Linked DNA regions of Mus musculus: region 1 is linked to region 2. The links are chromatin loops, found by intact Hi-C in ENCODE. Cell type or tissue: left cerebral cortex. All regions are shown on one strand.

The links. Hi-C counts contacts between places; a loop is a spot of excess contacts. Peaks named below come from ENCODE experiments on the same cell type or tissue, not always from the same donor. Only the 100,000 strongest peaks of a DNase experiment are listed, where the experiment ranks them.
Region 1: a loop joins it to region 2, with 4 times the contacts of the local background. A loop is called at or near these places in 7 of 42 quality-filtered maps.

The regions. Positions count from the first base shown.
Region 1 is chr14:75,781,753-75,789,752 of GRCm38, reverse strand. Slc25a30 (solute carrier family 25, member 30) reads left to right here and starts at 2,716. Exons shown (of 10, transcript NM_026232.3): 1 at 2,716-2,828. In left cerebral cortex, no CTCF peak of the experiment used is centred here; DNase peaks (open chromatin) are centred at 2,688, 3,111 and 3,493; H3K4me3 peaks cover 2,100 bases; H3K27ac peaks cover 869 bases.
Region 2 is chr14:75,842,180-75,850,179 of GRCm38, reverse strand. It overlaps Tpt1 (tumor protein, translationally-controlled 1), which reads right to left and starts at 4,924. Exons shown (of 6, transcript NM_009429.3): 1 at 4,724-4,924; 2 at 4,490-4,563; 3 at 3,787-3,977; 4 at 3,381-3,486; 5 at 2,820-2,936; 6 at 1,877-2,081. The coding sequence starts at 4,751. The coding sequence ends at 2,079. It overlaps Gm4285 (predicted gene 4285), which reads left to right and starts at 5,216. Exons shown (of 3, transcript NR_045294.1): 1 at 5,216-5,406; 2 at 5,523-5,629; 3 at 6,198-7,262. It overlaps Snora31 (small nucleolar RNA, H/ACA box 31), which reads right to left and starts at 2,257; the gene lies at 2,146-2,257. In left cerebral cortex, a CTCF peak has its summit at 4,361; DNase peaks (open chromatin) are centred at 2,264, 4,330, 5,008 and 5,638; H3K4me3 peaks cover 4,070 bases; H3K27ac peaks cover 3,483 bases.

The sequences.
Region 1 (8,000 bases), 60 kb after region 2:
TTTAAAAGATTATAAAGGTTAAAACAATTTCAAAGAAGTCTCAAATCAAAGAAGTGAGTTTGTTGCTAGCGGTGCTACTGGTGTGTCTTAGCTCTGCTCGTTCGGAGATGGACAGGGCAGTTTTGCCCCAGAGCAGGCTGAGCTCAGGGCAAGGTCACCACTGCCTCTGAGCAGGACCATTATCTCGACAGAAAGAGTTAATCATAACAAGCCTTAGCTGCAAACTGTGGATGCCAGTTAGGACTGGTGGTTGTGCTGGTCTGACTCAGGCAAGGCCATGGCTACTTCAAGGTCAGGGTGTTGCAAACCATGATAAGCATTAGTTGCAATTACCCCAGTGTGGCGGGACATTGAACCACTGCCCGACAGCCTGCATAGAACTCCCCATCTCTAGAGACACTTAGAAAGTCACTGTCAAGGTAGTTCTGCCCACTGTCTCATCTACCATGGCTTTCTTGAATTACACTTTAATAACTCCACTTTTGCCTTTAGTCTTTGGTGAATTCATTCACAGCCCACAGGTCGCTAGCCTGTCACTGTCACTCCTGTCACAGAGTCAGCGGCTTTGTGTAGAGTATAGAACAGAAGGACTAGATAAATGTGTAAATGCAAGGGGAATAGGAATTTTCTAGCTTAGACGAAAGAGACAGAGAAAGGAGGAGGCTAGATTGGAACCCATGGTATAGGCGTCTAAATTAGAGATATCCATCACTCGGGATTTAAAAGTATCTGGGGAGGGTGGTGAGATGGCTCAGTGGTTAAGGATACTTGCTGTTCTTCTAAAGGACTTGGGTTCAGTTCCCAGCACTCACATAGCAGCTTATAATCATCTGTGCTCCTATTCTAGGGGGTCTGATGCCCTCTTCTGACTTCTGTGGACACCAGACATCCATGTGGTGTCCATAGAGGTCATGATCACACGTGAACGAACACACATGCACTTGCACACACATGCACACGAAATATTCATAACATAAGCAGGAATAACTAAACCTAAGAACAATTTAAAAAATATCTGCGGTGAGAGGCATATTGTTTGTGAGGGTAACACTGATGGTCAACCTGACAGATCTAGAATCAAGGTTCCTGGGATACCCATGAGGTATTATCTAGATTAGGCATGCCTGTGAGGGATGTGTGGGGGCAGGGAAACTGAAGTGGGAAGACTCCCCCTGAATGTGGCCAATACCTTCTATCAGAAGCTGATATACAAGGAGCCCCAAGGGAAAACCCTTTGCTTGCTTGCCTTTGCCTCTTGCTAGTGAGCGCTTCTGTCATTGCTTCTAAATTCCTTTGCTGGCACCAGAACCAGGCTTCATTGGCTCTCCAAGATGGACTGAAGGCCATTGGTTCTACAGGAGCCTTGGCATCAGATTGGGACTACTGAGGCACCCAGGCTGCTGGTATGAGCAGCTGCCAGGTCCCCCAGCCTTTTCACATTGCAGGCAGCCATCCTTGGACTGACTACCCAGACCATATCATGTGAGGTGGCTGAATAAATCCCCTTTGAATATAGTCATTATATTGGTTCTTTTTCTAAAGAGAACCCAACTACACTGTTTTATGTTATGTGACACAATATAAAAGGAAACACACAGAAGAACTTTATAACAAAACTTTCCAAGGACAATCGGCAAGGACTATTGAGAACTGGTTTTGAGAACTGGTAGGCATTGTGCTGGAGAGCAGAGAGTGCTAGACGATAAAACATCCCCAGGACACAGAAGCAAGGGCTTCCAAGAAACAAACCCAGCAGTCCACATCCGTTTTCAATGCAAAGAGGAGGGGCTTTGTTGAGGAGATAGGAACCTTGAACAAGCCGCATCTTGCTCTATGCACCTTGCTCCGTAGGTAACAATGACAAACTGGCAGAGTGCATGTCCAGAAATGAAGGAAGTCTTGTGAATATCCGCCATTGTTCTAAAGGTTTCTAAATTTAATCACGAGGAAATAATCCCACGAATCCAGAACTTGACAAGACAATTGGTCTGGACCGCAACTATGCCAAAGTTAAGAAGAGTTTAGGAAACTAGAGGCTCCGGTCAGATTGTAAATAAATAGCTAATGAAAAAAAGAAAAAGAAAACGAGAGCTCTGGTTTAAGAAGTTTACGAGAGGTGAATTCAGATGCATTGGGTTGATTTTTAGTAGCTCCCGAGTTTCCTGTGCGCATGTGTGGATGACCTTTTGAGACAGCAAGGGGATATAAATATTATCATATTTATATGGGATATGATTGAAAATGTACTCAGTCTCTTGTATATGATAAGTGGTAATTTTTCAAGAGTTCGGTGTGAAAGGAATAGACACAGAAAGAATGCAAGAGTTGCGAAATGCTAGCGTTGGTGAGTCTGGGCTCTCAGTTTTCAGTCAGCACATTTCAAATTATAAAGCTCTATGTTAAAAACAGTGAACGCAAGATGATTCTTTGCGACTGCCGAGGTTCTGGGAGACACGGAGAAGCCCCTCTGAAGAAGAGTCTGTGGCTTCCCGGCTTCCCCTTCACAGACCGAAGGCAGTGGGGAGCAGCGAGCAGCCCGCAGCTCGGTTCCCAGCAGTGAGAGCCTGAGAACCCCAGTCTGGTTGCTTCTGGGACCCGCTCTTCCTGGGTCTCCTTGGCTGTGGCTGGAGGCGTGGCCTTGAGGGAGCCGGTGTCGACAGTGACCAATGAGAACGTGGTGTGGGCGTGTCCGGGCGAGAAGCGGGCGGAGCCGTTCCCGGCTTGGGCCGCGCCCGCCGTTCGGCGGCCTTTTCTTCCGCTCCCGCACCGAGGTGCTCCCAGGCGGCTGCACTGGCTCCGAGGAGTAGCAGGAGGAGCTCCGCCGCGGGGTGAGTTCCCGGCCGCGCTGCTGCCTTGTGGACCTGGCCAGAGAACCGCTGCGGCGGGTTTGCTCCGGGCTGAAGTGCGCTGGGGTTCGCGGGCTGGGGTTCGGTGGGTACGAGGTTCCGGAGCCCGGGCTCGCTCTGGGACCCGGGCTCGCTCCCGGGTTCTAGTGGTTCTGCGGGATCTGCGGAGGATGGCTGAGGGGGGCGTCCGGGAGGCTCAAGGGTTGCACCCTTTGCTGCGACACTTCTTCCTCCCACCGGTGTGCGCCCCTCCCATCCGTGGGCAGAGACGGTGCAGCTTCAGCACCCGCGAGCTCAGTACCCGGGATAGGGCTCTTCATCCATTGAATTGCTGGTGTAGGGCTGGGGATGTTGCTCAGTGGTTGAGCTATTTATTGTATACAGGGTCCCGGGTTCAATCATCAGCGTTGCTAAATAGGCGGTTAATAAACAATGTCCATTTTCTTTAAGGTAATGGGGCGCGCGCGTACACACACACACACACACACACACACACACAAATTGCTCGTGAAACAACAAGCTAGGTTGCTGCTTGCGAGTTCGCAAGAACCTGTCAAATGAATTGCTCGAAAAGTTAACGTGCTAATGCGTTTTAAAGGCTTTTTAGGTGTAATTTCAGGCAAAACACTCAGTAGTCAGGATTGTTCTTGCCTAAGAATAGCAAAACAATGCTAGAACGAACGCCCTTGTAGATTCTACATTCGGAGATGTGTTAGTGTGAAGCTGAAAGGCATGGATTTAGATCTTAGCAGTGGCACTGCCAACTTTTGTAACATGGGCTTAATTATCTCGTGAAAAAATGGTACTATTTCTAAAATGTTTTTAAAACACCATATTTCATAAGTATGTGTTGAGTTTGGTTTTTTCTTTTTTTTACCTGTACACTTAAAAAAAGATTCACCCAGTCTTATTTATGTGTCTGTGAGTTTATATGCGAAGTACTTTTGGAAGTCAGAATGCATCAGATTCTCTAAAACAGGAGTTCTAAGCAGGTGTGAGCCACTTGATGTGGATAGTGGGAATCGAACCCTGGTCCTCTGGAAGAACAGGCTGAGCCATCTCTCGGCCCCTCACTGTGTGCTTTTAATGAAGAATAGGAATAGGAAAGGCTTATGAAAAGACAGTGTAATGGGGGAGAGATTTATGAGAACACGAAGGGAAGAGTATGTGATTACGGTTTAAGACTGTACACTGAAAGAACAGACCAAAATGAAAATGATTTATTAATTATATAAGAGGAACTTGGAGAGCCCGCAGAAGTACTAGCAGTGCCAATTTTAAAGAATAATCGTACAAAGCAGTGAGTTTCATCACACTGACTTCATAGCTTTGTTTCTCATCCTACCCACCCGCCCCCTCCCTCCATCGACTGCCTGCCCAGTTAGAGCCCTTCTACTTTCTTTTTTTTCTCATTTTTTAAAATATTTTTTATTATGTATTTTCCTCAATTACATTTCCAATGCTATCCCAAAAGTCCCCTATACCCTCCCCCCCCCACTTCCCTACCCACCCATTCCCAATTTTTTGGCCCTGGCGTTCCCCTGTACTGGGGCATATAAAGTTTGTGTGTCCAATGGGCCTCTCTTTCCAGTGATGGCCGACTAGGCCATTTTTTGATACATATGCAGCTAGAGTCCAGAGCTCCGGGGTACTGGTTAGTTCATAATGTTCCACCTATAGGGTTGCAGATCCCTTTAGCTCCTTGGGTACTTTCTCTAGCTCCTCCATTGGGAGCCCTGTGATCCATCCATTAGCTGACTGTGAGCATCCACTTCTGTGTTTGCTAGGCCCCGGCCCTTCTACTTTCTAGTCCATCAGCTGTTTCCTTTCTCTCCGAAGGTCTTTTCCTCCTTTCTCATGACTGTCTTCCTAGTAACATGATCCGTACACATACACTTACAAATACACACATATATTTATTTATTTATTTATTTTTTAATCTCTTTTCTTTTTTTTTAATATTTATTTATTTATTATATGTAAGTACACTGTAGCTGTCCTCAGACACTCCAGAAGAGGGAGTCAGATCTTGTTATGGATGGTTGTGAGCCACCATGTGGTTGCTGGGATTTGAACTCCTGACCTTCGGAAGAGCAGTCGGGTGCTCTTACCCACTGAGCCATCTCACCAGCCCATACACATATATTTATGAACATAAAACATGGAATGTTTGTCTTTTGGAGTCTAGCTTATATTCTATTTTTTTAAAAAAAGACTTATTTATTTATTATTATATGTAAGTACACCGTAGCTGTCTTCAGACACTCAAGAAGAGAGTGTCAGATCCCATTACAGATGGTTGTGAGCCACCATGTGGTTGCTGGGATTTGAACTCGGGACTTTCGGAAGAGCAGTCGGTGCTCTCAACTGCTGAGCCATCTCAACAGCCCCCTAACTTATATTCCTTTATATAGTGACTTTCAGTTGTATACATTTTCCCACAAATGCCGTGATTTCATTTTTTCTTGTGGCTGCATAAAATTCTGTTGTATATTGTCACAGTTTGTATATGCTTGGCCCAGGGAGTGGCACTGTTAGGAGGTGAGGCCCTGTTGGAGTAGGTGTGTCACTGTGGCTTTAAGACCCTCATCCTAGCTGCCTGGAAGTCAGTATTCTGCTAGCAGCCTTTAGATGAAGATGTAGAACTCTCAGTTCCTCTTGCACCATGCCTGCCTGGAAGATGCCCTGATGATAATGGACTGAACCTGATTTCATTTAAACCTATGAACCTGTAAGCCAGCCCCAATTAAATGTTGTCCTTAGAAGAGTTGCCTTGGACGTGGTGTCTGTTCACAGCAGTAAAACCCTAGCTAAGACATATATGTGGATCACTTATTTTTATTTTTAATTTATTTTTGGTATTTTTGATATTCCTTATGGAGCTAGGTATTTTGGGGCCTCACTATGTAGTTTTGGCTAGCCTAGAACTTGATATGTAGAGCAGGCTGGCCTTGAACTAACAGAGATTGACATGCCTCTGCCTCCCAAGTACTGGGAGGGAAAGTGAGTGCTACCATGTTAGTCGTGGAACACATTTTCTATATCCATTCATCCGCTGATGGACATCTAGGTGTACTCTGTGCCCCAAGGTATTGTGAATAGACCATGAATGTGCGTGTGTCTCTGTGGTGTGTTAACGTGGAATTGTTTGGGTATATACCTAAACTGGACCATATGGGAGTTCTTTTTCTTCTTTTGATTTTTGAGGCAGGGTTTCTCTGTGTAATCCTGGCTGCCCTGGAGCTCGCTCTGTAGCCCAGCTATCCTTGAACTCGGAGATCTGTCTGCTCAGCTTTTTTTTTTTTTTTTTAAATTAAAGAACTCCCTCCATATTTAATTTGATAGTGGCTGCACAAATTTACATTTCTACCAGCAGGGAGTGATATTTTCCTTTTAAGGTCATACTCACCAGTATTTGCCATCTTTTTAAAATCAATTAATTTGTGTGTATGTGAGTGTGTGAGTGTGTGTGTGTGTGTGTGTGAGAGTATGTGTGAGTGTGTGTGAGTGTGTGTGAGTATGTGAGTGTGGATGAGTGTGTGTGTGAGTGTGTGTGAGTGTGTGTGTGTGTGTATGTGTGTGTGTGAGTGTGTGTGAGTGTGTGTGTGTGTGTGTATGTGTGTGTGTGAGTGTGTGTGTCCGTGTACATGAGGTCACATGCGTGAGATAACCTACAGCACAGGTGCAGAGTCTGAGAACAGCTTTCAGAAGTCACGTGTCCTGTGGCTCTCTAGGACTGAACTCAGGTTGTCAGGCTTGGTGACAGGTACTTTTCCTGAGCCATCTTGTGACCCTCATTTGTTTTCTTGGTGACAGCCATTCTGTCTGCAGTGAGATGGAACCTCAAAGCAGTTTTATTTTTTTATTTTGTTTTTGGTTTTTTTTTCAAGACAGGGTCTCACTAGGTAGCTCAGACTGTCTTGGAACTATGTAGACCAGGCTGGCCATTGAACTCACAGAGATCCACCTGTCTCTGCCTCCAGAGTGCTGGGATTAAAGGCATGTGGCTCCATGCCCAGCTCAAAGCAGTCCTAATTTGCATTTACCTGCAGCTCCTTATATGTCCTGGTTGTTAATCCCTTGTCTCATGTGTAGTTGGCAAAGGTTCCTATGCCCCACCCTCTTCTGTAAGCTACCTCTTCACTGTTTTCTTTATGCAAAGAAGCCTTTGAATTTCATGTAATCCTATTAATTTTACTTCCTGTAAGTTCTGTGCTTTAATGGCCTCTCTTTACAGTTGTACAAATAAGTTCAGGTGGAAATAAATGCTCATTATCATAGAAGAGATGGTATAATAGAATGGGTAACAGTATATATCTTAAGTGTAGGGAGAAATTTTGAGTTTTTTTGTATAGATACTTTCATATATATAACCCTTAGCTTTCTACATGCTTGCTAAGTACTCTGTCACCAAGATACACCCCTCAGTCTTTAGTAAGCACACACACAGGCATGTGTATTTAACAGCTTTGGAAGATACTGTTTGACTGCAAAATATTCTGAAGAGGAAAGATCACGCAGTCCTTCAGAGAGACACCAGCTGCAATGCCTCATCCTGACTGAAGAGTTGCTTTTCGGAGGCTTGTTGCTTCAAGTCCTTTGTGTGGAAAATGTATAGCAATGCCCGACATCAAATATTTGAATGACAGCTGATGTCAGTGTTGTGCTTATGATGCAGCAAAGAGAATTGGCCAGTGGGTTTCAGTCTGACTTCGAGTGTATGACGAAACGTGAGGCGTGGTTGGAGATGACCTACAGCCACCGCCGGACTCTGGCTGTCTGCAAAGCTGTAAAGCCAGTTCTCAAGTTGAGACACATCTGTCTGTCTCCATCTTGGTCTTCACTATGTAGAGTTGGGGTTCTCAGAAAATCACTCCCCACATGAAGGTTGGAGATACGAATGGGACGCTCCTCTACAGGGGAGCGTAGACAGGAATGGGTTTGTTAGCTGAACACAGGTTACAGCCCACGATAACTGGAGCTCTGTCAGTTTGCTGTGGTCAGCACAGCCTGGACCACACCTGCTGGCAGACCCAGCCTTCAGCGAGACCTTTTTTTTTGTTGTTTGGATGCTTTCTGGTTCTTTATGTTTATTTGTTTGTTCCTTTTCTAGTTTCTCAAGACAGGGCTTCTCTGCTCCGACTGTCCTGGAAC
Region 2 (8,000 bases):
CAAAGGCAAAGTTAGCTCATCTTAGAGTAGGATTGCTGCCATCCTTCAGATCCTAACTCCAAAGACTAAGACAGGTTCAAGAGTTCCTAGGTACAGCTGGAAGCCTCTGTCTGGATACCCACAACACGTTGATGAAGATGTTCACTCTTGCGGCTTGCACGGTCTGCTTTCAGATAGCCCCATAGCTGCTCCTTCACACCTACATTCAAGTGGCACACTGCGAAGGCTTTCACAAACACCAAAACCTTTCTTCTCATCACCCCATTGTTCCACACATACAACAAAGCCCAGAACACAGTTACTCAAAACCTGTTTTCACCAAACATCAGAAAGATCAAGTGCTGCACTCTCCTGACCTATGCAGAAAGCATGGGTGCTTAATAACTAGAAAGTAAGTTATAATAAAATAGCACACTCAAGACAACTTAATTCATGAATTCCTGCCCTTCTGAAATAAGGCCATATATAAAACACAAGGCACACACTAGGACTCAACAGGACTGCAGAAAACTGCAGAGACAATTAGGAAAAGTTGTCTTCAAAAGTTAGGAACCTGGTATGGTAGGGCAAGCCTCCGGTCCTAGCACTAAGGTTGAGGAGTTCAAGGTCTATCAAGGCAAAAAAAAAAAAAAGCCAAGGTTTGAGAACGAAGCTCAAGGTTTGGTGCTGTGCCGCTAACCCCATAATCCCTAGATTCAACTTCAGGACCAAATCAACTAAGCAAGAGTCACGTGCCTATTGTCATGGGTGGTGACGGCAAAGTATCCTCAGCAATTTAAGGTCAACCTTGGATGTAAAAGCTGTCTCAAAAACCAATCTTCCCAGCCTGTTTGTTGTTCACTTTAATCCCAGCACTTGGGAGGCCTTGAGCTCAAGAGATTACAAAACAAGTTCCAAGACAGGAATACAGAGAAACTCTCAACAAACAACCCAAACCAGTCAAGGAAGGCTCAGCAGGGCCCTTTGGTACCCTATACTTATGTCCATCTCCAGGAAATCTCTCCTTTGACAATGGGCATCTGCAGCCACGTGCACAAACACATATATGCTTACTCATAATCTGAAATGTGTATACTATTGAGTTCTGGTCTTCCTCCCCTACCAAGCTTCTGCTGTCTTGTGTTCACTTCTCTAGGGCTAGCACTAGAACTTTTCTCAAGTTTCTTTCTGACCAGTGACCTCAAGACCCATTAAAATTCAAAGACAGCTAAGTGGCTTCCTAGACCTAGCAACACTTCCCCTTCATCACAATACCTAGTATCCAGTTATTTGGGCTTCATATTGCAGAGGTGCTAGTACCCTCTTAAGTTTAGTACCTTTTTAAGGCTTCTATCACTGGACAAACCTTAGACAGCAAAGCATGTTAATACTCCTACAGCAGACTATGCAGTTCTAGGCTTTCCAAGACCCAATTCCCGCAGGTGACTGGGTCATCTAACCTTACCCCAGTAAGCATGGGCTGCTGGCACTCCCGGGAAGGAACTACGCTGTATTCACTGTATCCCACCCCACCAGGTACCGAACTCCCCGATGGATCTGTGCCCTGTTTGTACAACTCTAAAGTGGCACAGGCCAGGCTTGGCAACCTCTATTCTAGTTACCAGGAATCTGACATTAGTCCAGGAGCAGACAGTACTTGTCTCCAACTAGTTGGTCTTTTTGTGCTTTTGGTAAGCTCTTCCACTGGAGGTGATGAAAGTCAGGGTCCACTTCTCACCTCTCCCTTCACTGTAACTGAGATTCTTGAGTTCACACACTCCAGTCTTGTAGAGTCCCCACTGCAGCAGTTAACTGAAGAGGCTTAGCTTTCTAGCGATGCTCAACCAGGCTCTAGCTTCTCAGACTACAGGGTCAGCACAATCACAGCAAAGAGTTCTTAAGTGGATTTAAATGCACTTTATTTTTAGACAACCCACATGACATGTTTTTTTTCCTTAAAAAAACAATGCCACCACTCCAAATAAATCACGGTCAAAATAAAAGCTCAAGATGACATCAGTCCCATTTGTCCTAAGTCCTGGTGTTGTATGGATGGTAAGCAGCAGCCAATTATGGTGACAGGTGATAGATCCAATTTGTTACTGCAAAACAAAGAGATGGCATTAACAACTGCCCCAGCCTGAGCTTATAACTGTCCTAGCATGTAGATGTACTCCCTAATTCAATCTGAACTGCCACAAAGGCAGGCAGGAAGCGCAGGGAGAGTTTCCTTTTGCATCCTAGTGCAAACCAGAAGAACAACCACAAACTGTTCGAGGTCTATCAGTGGATGCAGACCCTCACCGAGTTGGCAGCACTCACCCATCTTCCTGCCCACTCCAGTGCTCTACTGACAAACACCAGCTGTTGTCTGAATAACACTCCTACCCCACTGTCCCAGGCGGTCACCCACTTTCTCCAGTACATCTCTAAACTCACCTTCTACTGTGCTTACAAAAAAAGCCTCCAAAATCTAGGACAAGGAACACTGTCTCCACCAGTCCCTTATAAAACAGACATTTCTGTATTCCTTCTTACTGACCTCAGTAAACACTGAAACATCCTATTGCATGTAATATGAAATGGACTTGAACTACCGTGGGGCAGAGACCACACTCATTCTACGTGAGTTTATCCCAGGCCAGTGTCAAACTACTTACACACATGACCCTGAGCACTCTAGCAAGCCAGCTAATCTCATCTTCAAGCCCCTTTCATGTTCAAGGCTCTACTCTCCCACAGGATAAAGATCTCACAATCTACAAGGCCTGCCACCTGCAGATGGCAAAGAATCACTGCTGCACTCCCTGTCTTGACACTACTAATTTAAAGATACTTACACATTTCTCCATCTCTAAGCCATCCTTAAAGAAAATCATGAATGGAGTCACACCATCTTCACGGTAGTCCAGGAGAGCAACCATACCATCTGGATTCATGTTTTCACCAATAAAAAACTTAAGAAACACGTAACAAAAACCTACAATTAGACTATCTTATACACACAAATATAAAATCAAACTATAAAAAGCAGATCCAGAATAACCCCTGGCCAAAATTTGGCAAGAAAAACCCCTAGTTCTCAAAAATAACACATATGCTAGCCATGTTGGCACACACCTTTAATCCCAGCAATTAAGAGGCACTGGCAGGTAGACCTCTGGGTTCAAGGCTAGTCTGGTCTACAGATAACAGTCTCAATGAAAAGAAAGCAATGCCTATCATTTTAATACCAGCTCCTTGCCTGGTGTGGTGCTACACAAAATGGGCTGAGACTTTCATCTCAGAAGGCTGAGGTAACTGGGTCTAAGGGTGTTCCAGGACAGCCAGAGCCATGTACGAGACAGCAAACAGACTTTTTCGGATCCCACAGTTATTATACAACCCTTTGGTCCATTTACCTGGTAGTTATTGAAATTAGCAAGGATGTGCTTAATCTGCTCTGCAGCTCCAGTCATAAAAGGCTTTACTCTTTCTGGTTTCTGCTCTTCAAGTTTGCCTTTGAGTCTAAAACAGTAAAGTAACAGGTCATCAAAATACTGAATAATCTTTCAGTAAAGTAAGAATATAAGCTCCAATAGGTAATGTCTTCTAGCAAAATGATAGTTTACTAGGTGACAAGAAACCATTTAAAAGAATGTAATTCCTATATTACCTTTAAAGTAACTTTCTACCGGCTTGCTCACATTATTGAAAATCAACCTTCACTGTATAACAAAAGACCCTCCTTTCTTAAGCCCTTCCTACCTAAGCAACCAACTTCTTCTAGGAAGCTGACCACCAAAACGGGGTGTTTATGTCACTTACGATTTCATGTAGTCTTTGATGTACTTTTTGTAAGCCTCTTTTGTGAAGCTGGTTTCTTGTAAGTGATGGTTCATGACAATGTCAACACCGGTGACTACTGTGCTTTCGGTACCTTCGCCCTCCGGACCTTCAGCGGAAGCATTTCCACCGATGAGCGAGTCATCGATGGCACCCTCTGTTCTACTGACCATCTACATTTAGAAGAAAACAAAACAAAACAAAAAGACAATACAACTTAGTCGAAGGGGCAAAAAAAAAAAAAAAAAAAGAAAAAAAGAGAAAAAAAAAAAAAGGTCCGGCAACGATCAGTCAGCTCCCTGAAACATCTTAACCTCCCCCCAAATAGTCGCTGCCCGGACTGAGAGAGGTGGTCACTCTCATCAAGCGGAACCAAGTTGCTGTGGCCTCTCTCGAGTCGCCACGGGTTAAGCGCGCACAGCGCAAACCTGTCTTATAGACAATATGTCCCCGTTCGCCCGGAAAGAGGATGGCGCTGAGTTCGCGGACCTATTTCCAGGCTCGGCTCCGCCTCCACTTTTCTAGAAAAACCCAAGGTCCGCAAGAGCGTCTCCTCCGCCTGGAGGCGGCAGCGAGGATTGCACGAGTTCCAGCGGCCTCCCCGCGGCGCCCAGCCCAGCCCGGCCCGGCTCGGCCGACCCGGCAGGCAGGCGGCCAGCCTCCCCGCGCGCGGCGCCCCGCTCACCTTGCCCTCCACCTCCAGGCACAGCCCGTCCGCGATCTCCCGGATCTTGTAGATGTCGGAGAACAGCTCGTCATCTGAAAGCGAACAGAGAGAGCCGCCCGTGAGCGAGCGAAGGCCCGCCATTTCCCGCGCCGGGCTCGGCGCACGCGGCGGCTCCCGGCCCAAGCTCTGCGCTCGTGTCCCCGGCCTCCCCGGTGCCCACCCGCACCCAGGCCCGCGGGCGCCGGGACTTACGGCTGATGAGGTCCCGGTAGATGATCATGGTGACGGCTGGGGACGGCGGCGCTAGCCTGACAGCGCGGAAGCGAGCGCGGTGCAGCCGGAGCGGCGCGCGGGGGGAGGGGGGAGCGGGCGGAAAAGGCCGACGCGGGCGCTCCCCAACCTCATATAGAGGGCACGCTCGGCTACGTCACCGTCCGCGGCTCCCCCGGAACTGTCGTCAGCGGTGACGTGAACGCAGGGCGGTGCGGGGGCGTGGCTACGCCCGGCCGGCCCCGGGAGGGCATCCGGGGACTCTGCTGGGACACAATGCGGAGTGCCCCTGGGTGCGCGGGGCAACGGGGGCGGTGTGCGGATAGTGCGCCCGGGGCATGCTGGGACGGGAAGGGACTTGCGGCCGACCGATGGCCGGACGCTTGAGTCGCCGCCCGGGCGTGGCCAGGGTGTGACTGCGCCCCGCCTCCCGCCACGCCGCTTCAGTTCCCACCCCTTTCTCGGAAAGAAAATGTCAGCAGAATCGGATGACTGTTGTCGGGCGCGCCGCTGAGCCTGCGGGGACTACGGGGATGGCGCCGGGCTGGTGTCCCGGGTCTCCGACCTCCGGTCCTTGGCTGCCCACAGACTGCACCGGTTTTGCTCGCGGAGGGAGATGTCCTGGGGACTGGTCCTCTAGTGGGTTCCGAAAGTGAAAGCCTGCGGTGGGTCTGGCCGGACAGCTCTTCGCTGGCCTGTTCTGCTCTTGGTCGCAAACGGTGTCCTTTGTTAGGACAGTTCTGTATTGTCACTTTTATCCCTTTTATTCCTGGCGATGCAGGACTAAACAGACCCAAAATAAGGAGCTTCCCACTTGCCCGGGTCACTTGAAGGGCTTTCGCATCCACCACGAAGTACAACATACAACTTCCGAGACCCACCGTTCAGGTAAACATGTATGGCAGGATGAAATCACAGTTTCTTCCCTTCCAGATTTGGTTATAGTCCGTTGTAACCCTAGTGTTGCAATTTTCTCGCTTAAGAAGGACATAGCCAGCCCTGCCTGCCCTCGGACAGAAGGTTAGGTTAGTATGTCAAAGGAGAAGGCAGTTCACACTAACAAAGTGTTACAAGCACAGAGTAAACCATTCAGGAATAAAACTCTAGCCAAAGAGCAGAAGAAAAACCGTCCACTTAAGATGCGGTGGTCTGCTGCTTTCCTAGATACTCTAAAGGACACGGGGTAACAGTAAAAAAGTGAAGGACATCAGAAAACGTAGACATAGAACCGAGGGGCTATGACTTAGCAGTCTCAAAACTCAGTTATTTCTGAGTTATGTGAATCTTATTTGCACATCCCAGGTATTCATTTTCAAATTATTCAAAAATGCTCATTTACATAGATCCCCAAACATATTCTTTTTGGATTTTTCTGTTATTTTCTCCAGTTTTATGCCCAAATGTATTTTTTTAACATCATTAAAAATTTTTTTTTGTTTTTGTTTTTTCGAGACAGGGTTTCTCTGTATAGTCCTGGCTGTCCTGGAACTCACTTTATAGACCAGACTGGCCTTGAACTCAGAAATCCGCCTGCCTCTGCCTCCCAAGTGCTGGGATTAAAGATGTGCACCACCACCGTCCGGCTCATTGAAGAATTAAAAAACAAAAAAAAACAAAAAAAAAAAACAAAAAAAAAAACAAAACCATGGTGAAAGAGAGCTGAAGATTTGAAGCTAAGCAGTGCTGGCATCTTGTCTGTGTTACCAGTCCCACGATCTCAGGAAGTTCACCCTCTTTGAGCTTTAGTATGAAATGGAATTTCTGTGAATTTAATAAGATGAGTGAGAGGCTGACATACTTAACAGGTGATAAATAATATGTGGGATATGTATGCAATTCCCGATTTTTTTTCATAATATTCCTGAAGTTATTACTGTCAGGTCCAAAAGCCTTTTGTTCAGTTAACCTCTCCTCTCACCTCCTCTGCTTGCATAGCCCAAACCAGTCTTGAACTGATTTCGGAGGCCAGACAGGCCTGGAAATCAAAATTCTCCTGCCTTAGCTTCAATAGGGCTAGGATTACAGGTGTGAGCCAACCATTCTTATCTCAGAATACCATTAATAGTGAGAAAAGCCTTACAGGCTGGAGTAGAAAGTATCACTCAGGATGTGGTCTCGTGATTAGAACATAGGTGAATTTGGAACACTCCTTGGGTCAGAAAATGGATAAAGAACCAGGCAACCTGGACTATTCCTTTGAGAAAATGTGATATTCTCTCATTCTCCCGCCCCCCCCCCCGCCCCCCACATCTGCTTTCTCAGTCCTGGGACAAAGACATGCATAGCATCTGACACCACAGTGCTTTTTAAATCAAGGTTGAGAAAACTAAGTGACTAGTGAGTAACTATGAAAATGAATGAAGGGGAGGACTAGCTGTATTGCAGCACACATAATCCCAGGGATGCAGAGGTGAAGACCAGAGGAGCAGGAGTTTGAGGCCCTTTTCAGCCACACAAGTTCTAGACTATGTGAGAGCTTGTTTCAAAAATAAATAATTAAATAAATAATAAAAAAAATAGAATAGCATTTCTGTGATTATTCCCTTATTCTGAGAGTGCCTAATGACTCTGTTCAAATACACATTTTTGGGGGGTGGGGTTCGAGACAGGATTTCTCTGTGTAGCCCTGGATGTCCTGGAACTCACTTTGTAGACCAGGCTGGCCTTGAATTCAGAAATCCACCTACCTCTACCTCCCAAGTGCTGGGATTAAATGAGTTGGGCCAACACTGCCTGGCTCAAACTCTGAATGAAAAAAAAAAATACAGTGAATCCAGCTGGACATGGTGGTACTGCACTCCTTTAATTTCAGCACTAGGGAGGTAGAAGCAGGCAGAGCTGAGTTGAAGACCAACCTGATCTACACAGAAAAACCCTGTCTTGAAAAAACAAAGGAAAAAAAAAAAAGACACAGAAGACAATGGACCATAGTAAAAGTAAACAGTGTGTGCTACAGTATGGGGAAACTGGCCTCCGGCCTGGCAGTAGCAAGTTCCAGGCAAGCGTGCCCATCACCAGTAGTCAAGGGGGGCTGGACTGTAGTTTAAGGGCCCACGGTGGAACTATAATGATCCAGGTGAAACTGTAGTGTAGTGGTCAGATCAGTGACCGGTACTCTAATGGACAGCGGGACTTATCTAGTGGTGAGCTGAGCTCTAACTTAATATTGAGGGCTGTTAAAGTCACATTGACAGTGGTGAACAGTCTAGAGGTCAATAGATCTGTAGTCCACCTGCCTGGCAGTCGGAACTTGAGGGGA